Linked DNA regions of Mus musculus: region 2 is linked to region 1. A link is a loop called in an ENCODE intact Hi-C map of the cell type or tissue named here. Cell type or tissue: left cerebral cortex. All regions are shown on one strand. Links, peaks and the distances in the headings refer to the core of each region. The heading gives the core; the rest is flanking DNA.

Region 1 (4,399 bases), core at 177-4,176:
GACAAGCAAAGCCAGTCTGTACAGAGGTAGGTGGAAGAGACCTGATTTTTGAAGGGATTGGGATCTAAGTCCGTTGAAACTACAGCCATAGAATTTCCTGATAGATGAGATGAGTCATGTGAAAAGCAGACAGCCAGGATAATTACAAAGTATTTGGAGAGGCAACCTAGAGAACAAAGGTAGCTTTGCTGAGACTGGGGAAGACTCCAAAGTAGGGAAAAGGTGAAAAGCTCAGCTTTGTATCCATTATTATTAAAATCTTTGTTACCCATCAGTCTAATCTGAGATGTCTAGGAGGATACTGAATAAGGCTGCAGTTCAAAGGACAAGTTTCTTTTCTGGATGTAAGTTGGAGGTCAAACGAGTTCGAGTGAATACACAGGATTTCTAAGAGAGTGGGAGTGTCTAAGAGAGTGGGAGTGTCTAAGAGAGTAGGCGTGTCAAGAAATTGGCCCAAAGGGCTCACTTGGACACCACAGTGCTTAGATAATGGGACTCCAAGGAAAAGTGGAGATGGATGAGCAGAGTTCAGGAAGCTACAGTGTAGTAAGTGAAGGAAGAGCTTGGGAAGGGAAGAGTGTTGCCCTGGAGATAGCGAAGCTCCGGATTCCCACACCAAGTGATAGAACAGGCAGGCAAGAGGAGCCCAGCTGTGGTGTTTGCTATTGAAGGTGAAATATTAGAGCCTCTGATTCAAATGATTTAGTGCTTTCAAGGTGTTCAGATGCAAGGCTTGGCACAACGTGCTATATCTGTGTTAAACAGACAGGAATATTGTGTCCTTCATTTTCTTCCTAGTATTTAAAAATGTCCCAGGGTCATTATTTTCCCCCAAAGTTAACAGGTCAGAGAATTCCTATGCACAGAAAAGTTTTTTTTCACCATATTATGTATACATAAGAAAGCAGCTATTATTATGTATGCTCAATAATACATATTTATCTGCTAAATAAGTATATGTAACAAATAATGTGCAATATGTTTAGTAAATACTTAATTTATACATTTGTATATATATATGTAAATATATCAAGCAAATGAATGAAATGTATATATATCACTTTTCTTAGTTATAGATCTTGTAGTTATGACTCTTATGTACTATAGATTTCTTAGTTATAGATTTTGTAGCTATTGAGAGATTTAAAGCAAATACTATGATAAACTACTTTTTGATGGGAACAAAGCATGTTAGGGTGCTGGTGGAGAACAGAAGATCTCTGTGTTGTTTAAGTCCCTAGTAACCCTTTGTAGACTGGAGCAAGCAAGTTTAAGAAGCATTGAACTTTCAACTCAAAGCAGGTATTTCTTGGAAGCTTAGTGTGGGAAGAGGAAAAAGAAGAAATTAGAGAGCTAGGCTGGAAGAAGAGTTTTAAGTGGGAGAATTGAAAGTAGAAAAAGCTAATAGTGTGTTTATTTTTATCTTGTGCAAATACACGGCAAGAATACTTCACTCTAACCCTCTCCTGACAAAAATCAATAAATCGCTATTGAAAAATGTTTTCCTGATCAATTTTTTTTCAGCGAATGTGACTTCTTTTTCAAGAGATTTAAAGAGATGTTGGAGGTACAGGATGCTAGATTCTCCCAGGCAGGCCTTCCGTGGTGGTTTCCTGTCTCTAAATCCTCATATCATCTGATTGTTAGATTAATACTCACCTGGAAAATTTCTTTAGGAAAATGTTAATTAGTGGGAATTGAAAATACATGGCTTAAAGCAATTAGCGTCTTTTCTCTAAGAATTGTCAAGGCCTTCTGCTACATTATTTCTGAATGTAAATCTTGGAGCAAGGGAATACGGAATGCATGGTGTAAGACCCTTCTCAATATCACTCTGCGGCACACTTTGGAAGAAACCTTTTTAGTGCCTATTCCCTTCTGCCAATTATTTTGTGTTGTATTTCATAACATCAACTACATGAGAGGACTGTGTCCCTAAGTAGGTTGATGTTATACTAGCCAATCATCAAGCATATTGTAAGATCGATGAGATGAATCCATTTGAACAACCTAGAGTCTAAAACAACCTTGAGTTCTAGTTGAACGTGCTTCAATGTCCTACAGTAGTTGTATTTGGCTCCATCTGGTGGCAGGCATTGTCTAAAAGATTTTTTTTTTTTTTTAATTTAAACAAAGAAAATATAAAAGGATAACAAAACCATCACTTCGAAGTTGTACAAGGCAAACCATCAGACAAGAAAGAACCCAAGGAGAAGGAATAAGAATCAGGGACCCACTTATTCACATGTTCAGGAGTCCCGTAAAAATACTAAACTGAAGCCCCACTTTGTATGCAGCGAACCTGGTGTGGACCCAAGTAAGCCCTGTGCTTGCTGCTTCAGTCTCTGTGAGTTCACATGAAATTTGCTTAATTAATTAAGATGGCCTTGTTTCTTGGTGCCCTACATCCTCCACACTTTGTCTGCCTCCTCTTCTCTGGAGTTCCCTGAGCTGGTGGTGGAGTCAGGGGGTGTGTGTGGGGGTGGGTGGGGGATTTCATTTAGACCCAAACTCTCTCTCTTTCTCTGTCTGTCTCTGTCTCTCTCTCTCTCTCTGTGCAAAACACACCTGCATGTTTTGCCCATCTACTGCAGAGGGAAGACTCTCTGATATTGGCTGAATAAAGCAGCAATCTATGAGTACAGCAGAATATCATCAGGAGTCATTTTATTGTTATATATTTGGACCAGTACTATTTGGTTTTATCCTAGGTCTCTGAACTACCTTATCTCTGGTTCTAGGTCATCCAGTGTTAGATAGGAATTCCATCTGGGCCTTAAGTCAAATCAGACATTAATTAGTTACTTTCTCAAGCTGTGTTCCACCATTGCCCTAGAATAATTGAAGGCAGGCAGATTGTAGCTTTCGGGTCCTCCCTCAATATTCAGAGACTTGATTAAGATTGACTCCATATATCAGTAAATCTCCACTGCACTCCTATACCACCCCTCTAAAGCCCCTTGATTCTAGCTGTATCTCCTGTGTTCTCTCCCTCAAATGCATCTCTCCTCTTCACTTGATCCTTTCGTTCAAACCTCCTCCTCCAGTATATCCATAAAATCTGTTTTACTTCCCCATTCCAGGGAAATCCCCTCTAGTCCCTTCTTCTGTACCTAACTTCTCTGGGTGGATAGATTTTAGCTTGATTATCATGTATTTAATGGCTAATGTACACATCTAGATGAATACATACCATAATTATCTTTCTGGGTCTGAATTACCTCACTCTGGAGGTTTTTTTTTTTCTAATTTCATTAATTTGCCTGAAGATTTAACGTGTAAAGTGTGTACCACATTTTCTTTATCCATTCTTCTGTTGAAGGAATCTATAATGTTTCCACTTATTTTTGGCTACTAAAAATAGGGTAACAATGAGCATGGTTGAGCAAGTATCCTTGTGGTAACATAAAATGTCCTTCGTGTATTTGCCTGTGATGGCTAGTCTCTGTGATCATCTAGACTATATCTGGAATGAACTACAATCCTGAAGTGGAGGGCACCCCTGTGACCTTGATCTTGAGGCTGGAAGACACAAAATTTTGATTCCCCATCCTGAGGTGGGATGAGACATGCTCTTACTCTGGACTGATATACACCTTTAGTCCAGATCTTTAGGCACATCTTTAATCTGGGCCATACCTTTTGCTGGAAGCCTACATAGGGCAATGGAAGAAGGAAGGGTTCTTTCTTCACCCACTTGCGCTAACTTGCCAGCACATCTGTTGGAATCTACTTCTTCAGGTTTCCATCTTACACAGAAGACATCCAGCCTCATGGAACTAAGACTCTACTAGATTCTTGGACTTTCCATTCACAACTGGGCACTGTGTGGTTAGTTGGTGTACTAGCTAGTTTGTGTATCAACTTGACATAGGCTCGAGAAAGGAGCCTCCTTTGAGGAAATGCCTCCATGAGATCCAGCTGTAAGGCATTTTCTCAATTGGTGATCAAGGGGGTAGGGCCCATTGTGGGTGGTGCCATCCCTGGGATGGTAGTTTTACCAACTAGTTTGGTGTCAACTTGACACAGGCTGGAGTTATCACAGAGAAAGGTGCTTCAGTTGGGGAAATGCCTCCACGAGATCCAGCTGTAAGGCATTTTCTCAATTAGTGATCAAGTGGGGAGGTCTCCTTGTGGGTGGTGCCATTTCTGGGCTGGTAGTCTTGGTTCCATAAGAGAGCAGGCTGAGCAAGCTGGGAGAGGCAAGCCAGTAAAAAACATTCCTCCAAGGCCTCTGCATCAGCTCCTGCTTCCTGACTTGCTTTAGCTCCAGTCCTGACTTTCTTGGTGATAAACAGCAATGTGGAAGTGTAAGATGAATAAACCCTTTCCTCCCCAAGTTGCTTTTTGGTCATGATGTTTGTGCAGGAATAGAAACCCCGACTAGCCAGGCGGTGGC
Region 2 (4,399 bases), core at 199-4,198, 120 kb before region 1:
ACTTTATATGCCCCAGTACAGGGGAATACCAGGGCCAAAAAGGGGGAGTGGGTGGGCAGGGGAGTGGGGGTGGGTGGATATGGGGGACTTTTGGTATAGCATTGGAAATGTAAATTAGTTAAATACCTAATAAAAAATGGAAAAAAAAAAAAAAAAAAAAAAAAAAAGAAGTGGCCCTGTAGTTAGGAGTCAAGATGGTGGGAAACGTGTTCCTCGAGAATAAGAGCGTTGCAGGAGAGAAGAAATGGAATGTTGGTTATTCTGCAAATGTTTCCATTTTTCAATTAGGACAAATATTCTTCCTGGCCACAGAGAGTTGTTCAGTCTCATCAACTTCAGTTAAAACAGGACTTGGAATGTGGCCTCAGGAAGGGAGAATTTTGGAATATTTTACCAACCTTGAAGCATTTTAGAAAGATGTTGCCTTCCTATGCTATGTTACTGACATCCCATCTCTGTAGGGCAAGCTCATACTGATTGCAGTCTGTTATACGGACAGGAAATTATAAGGATGAGTTTTGATTTTAAAGCACTTTACGTAGGAGATAATGAAGTGATTAGGCTTTTCAGACTGGAGATGAAGGCTTTGAGTATACGGAATCAACTGCCTCTCTGTGATCAAAGGGCCGACTTTATCATGCTTTTATTTTAAGAATATATATGACCCTAGAGGTACTCTTGTCTCACTCAGAACTGAGTGATTGGCAAACCTAAAACTCTCTTAGATCTGCTAATTCCTAGTTCATTCTTAAAAAAAAAATCAATATATACATGTACACACACACACACACACACACACATTTATCTTATACAACAGCGTTTTCCTGCTACCTGATATTTAAATAGAATTTTTGTCCTGCCACTGGAACTCATAAAATATTTTTACCCTTGAATCTGCTCTTTTATTTGCATTTTGCGGTTTGACAGTCCCGTTGGTTTTCTGCCTAGAGGAATTTTGAATTAAATTGCCTTTTAGGTTCTAAATTTGTTTTAAAACTCACTTTGAATTGGCTCATAAAACTGAGCCTGTCCTGCTTCAGTTTGATCCCATCCTCAGATTTAAATTGACTTAGACATAAACTGGAGATAATTCTCAATTTTTCTCTGCATTCCAATTGCCAGACTGTTGCCATCCAATTTTATGTTCTTATGACGGAAGCCGAAGACAGCACTGCAACACTTGAGGGGATCTCAGAGCACCTTGGCCCAGGTTCAGACACATTCAGAGGAGAAATTTCAGGAGTGAGGGTAGGTTTTACACAAAAAGTGTATTCAAGCTATTCCAGAAAAGAAGAACTGCCAGGAGGGACACAGGACCCTTCCTTGTGTTATCACCTCATTAGTTCGGATTGCCTGACCCTGGATGTTCTCTGCCGTCAGGGCGAGCTGCTGGCTTTCCATTTCTCTCAGGAAACTGAATCATCCTCACTCCACTGACAATGCCCTTTGGGAACTTAAGTAACAGCACAGTTGGATGTAAACATGTCGCATCCAGTTCTGGTACTTTTTCTTCTAATCTTCAATCACACTGGAGAGTTTATCTATGCTATGTCTAGTCTCACACAGGAAACAACAACAACAACAACACCCAAGCAGTTATTAGGAGCACTAGGCTCCTAATAATTCTGCCTTCCATTCTTTTCACCCATTTTGTTCTGAAATATATAAAAGAATAAAAAAGATATATTGGAGACGGAGTCTTGCTGTCTTGCCCACACTAGCTTTAAAACTGCAAACCTCTTAGAGTAGCTTCTTGTATAGTCAAGATTACAGAGTAGGTCACTGCTTTAGGAGGGAGCAAAATAGTAAGCAAGGCTTTTAATGAAGATTCTATAAACTCTATGGTTGTGTCTTAGGGTTTGTATGTGGATGTGCGTAAGTTACAAAGAGACAGTCACAGAGCTAGAGAGATGGTTCATCAGTTAAGAGTGTTCACCGCCTTTCAAAGGGACTGGAATTCAGTTCCCAACACACACATTGTAACTCTAGTTCTAGAGGAATCTGACACCTCTAGTCTTCGAGGGCACTTCCGCTTTGAAAATCCCACAAGCTTCAGTCTCTTTAAAATATACGAAGTCTCTTTAAGGTTCAAATCTCCCTAAAGTTCGAAAGACTTTTAAACTGGGGGCTCCTATAAAATAAAATATAAATTACATACTTATTTCAAAGAGGAAGAGCCAGGGCACAGTTACAATCAGAATAGAGCAAAACTGAAGTCCAACCATGTAAAGACTTATGGGACTCATGATCTCCAATTGGCTTGGAAAAGCTTCTCCTCTCTGGCTCTGCCTCGCACAACATGCACAGCACATCAGGCTGGCTCTACTCTACAGCTGCGCCCATATTGGCTATGCATTCTGTCGTACTGGCATCTCCAAAGTTCTGCGGGCTGCACTGTGACAGGTCTGCACCTTTTCCAATAACCTCTTCTGAGCTCTCTTTGGGGACTCTGGCTATTCTACAGGGTGTTAAGCCTCAATTTTCTCCCATGACATCTGTAATCCTGGGCTTCACTGTACCTGAGGCTGCACCTTCACCAAGGGCCTTGCCAGGCTCCAAGCCTCAGCTGTTCTCCATGGCTCCTTCATTCCTTTTAAACCAGCACCACCTGGGAAACTCTTACACATTACAAAGTTTGGCTGGCAGCAAATGCACATACAGCCTGAATCCCATCTGGATCATAGCTTCTGTATGCCAAACTTGAGGAAACCCTTTTCAGAAAATTTTACCTCAACAATGCTAGTCTCTTCTTAATCTCAATAGACTCTTCAGATCCCAGGTGATTAAAGAACCACAGATCTTTAATTTAAAATATCACCCAAACAAGTCCGGTAGTTTTTATTGCAATTGATTGATTGATTGATTGATTGATTGATTGAGGCAGGTTTTCTTTGTGTAGCCCTGGCTCTCCTGGAACTCACACAGTAAAAGAGGCTGGCTATGAACTCAGAGATCCGCTTGTTTCTGCTTCCTGAGTGCTGGGACTAAACGCATGCACCACCTCACCTGGCCCTTGTAGTCTTTATATCCTTGTGAAACTCACAAACCAAGTCTGCACTGCCTACATAGCTCTCAGCCTTCTTATCTTCCAAGCTCCCATAGAATAATAGCTTATTGAGCTCTGAGCACCAATGGCTATTCTGTCCATTTTTTCCACACCCCTCCCCAACTGCAAACAATATGGTTAGGTGTATTCCACAGCAATATCCCACAGTCTGGCTAGTATTTTTCATCTTAATTATGATTCATATGGTTGTGATCAAGCATCATGTCCAAAAGCAAATGGGTGGGAAAAAAAGCTTATTCTAGCTCACAACTTTCAGATCACACTCCATCACTGAGACAACTCAGAGCAAGAACTCAAGGCAAGAACATGGAGGCAGGAATTGAAGTACAAGCCATGGAGGAGGGCTGCTTACTGCCTAGACCCCCAAGGCTTCCTTAGCCTTCTTTGTTACCTTCTTTGTTATGTAATCCAGGACCACCTGCCCAGGGGTAGTACTGCCTACTGAGGGCTGGCCCTCCCACATCAATCATTGAGAAAGTGTCCTCCATTTTTGCCTATAGGCCACTTTTATTTTCTCACTTATAATTCACTCTTCCTGGGCTGGAGAGATGGCTGTGTAATCAAAAGCTAGTCGAAACACAAGATTCTTTCTTCCCACCTAGATCTTGGTTAGGTATATGTCAGGTTGGCACAAGTAAAGTAGCGGAGTAGTGTTTTGTCTTCATGTATGTCTGCATACCACATGTGTACCTGGTGCTCACTGAGGTCAGAAAAAGATGCCCCGCAACTGAATTACAGAGTTATAAGCGTCTATGTGGGTGCTGAGAAATAAACCCCAGTTCTCTGGAAGAGCACTGAACGTTAAGTGCTGAGCCACCACTCAACTCCCTCCCAAATAAAAATAAAATACTTTAGAAAAGGAATAGAAACCCACTCAGGTTTTAAAAATGATGCTTAGGAGGAGTGGGGGCGGAGTGGAGGAGGGGGAGAAAAGCTCACTGCAAAAAGCTTGCAGGACAAATGGTAACATCCTGCTCTTACCTCTGTGGCTGAGCCAGCTGGGTATCTGGTCTTCAAAGTAAAGGCAGAGGTGGGGAGAGGCAGTCTGAGAGAAGCGGGAGGACCCGGACTACCGCAGAGAAGCTGTGAACTCTCAGGAGCTAGCATGATGGATCCCACAGCCTAACCCAGGTCGATCTACTTAACTAGAAATGGCAGCCATAGACCCTGAACGGGACGAGCTGGGATTGGCTGCTGCTGGTATTGTTTCAAAGGAGACTCTCCTGTGATTGGCTAGCAGAGTCAAGCAGGAACTAGAGGTGGAAAAGGGAAGTTCAACAAAGTTGTTACCCAGGCAACAGAGCAACGCACAGCGAGTGGCAGTTTATTTTC

What was found. Hi-C counts contacts between places; a loop is a spot of excess contacts. Peaks named below come from ENCODE experiments on the same cell type or tissue, not always from the same donor. Only the 100,000 strongest peaks of a DNase experiment are listed, where the experiment ranks them.
Region 2: a loop joins it to region 1, with 4 times the contacts of the local background. A loop is called at or near these places in 20 of 42 quality-filtered maps.

The regions. Positions count from the first base shown.
Region 1 is chr1:31,335,218-31,339,616 of GRCm38, forward strand. No RefSeq gene overlaps it. Among named protein-coding and RNA genes, the nearest start is that of Gm26145, 78 kb to the left of the region's middle. In left cerebral cortex, for the core only: a CTCF peak has its summit at 2,080 (motif pointing left); a DNase peak (open chromatin) is centred at 2,075.
Region 2 is chr1:31,218,428-31,222,826 of GRCm38, forward strand. It overlaps 4931428L18Rik (RIKEN cDNA 4931428L18 gene), which reads right to left and starts at 4,229. Exons shown (of 3, transcript NR_033445.1): 1 at 4,049-4,229. In left cerebral cortex, for the core only: no CTCF peak of the experiment used is centred there; a DNase peak (open chromatin) is centred at 2,631.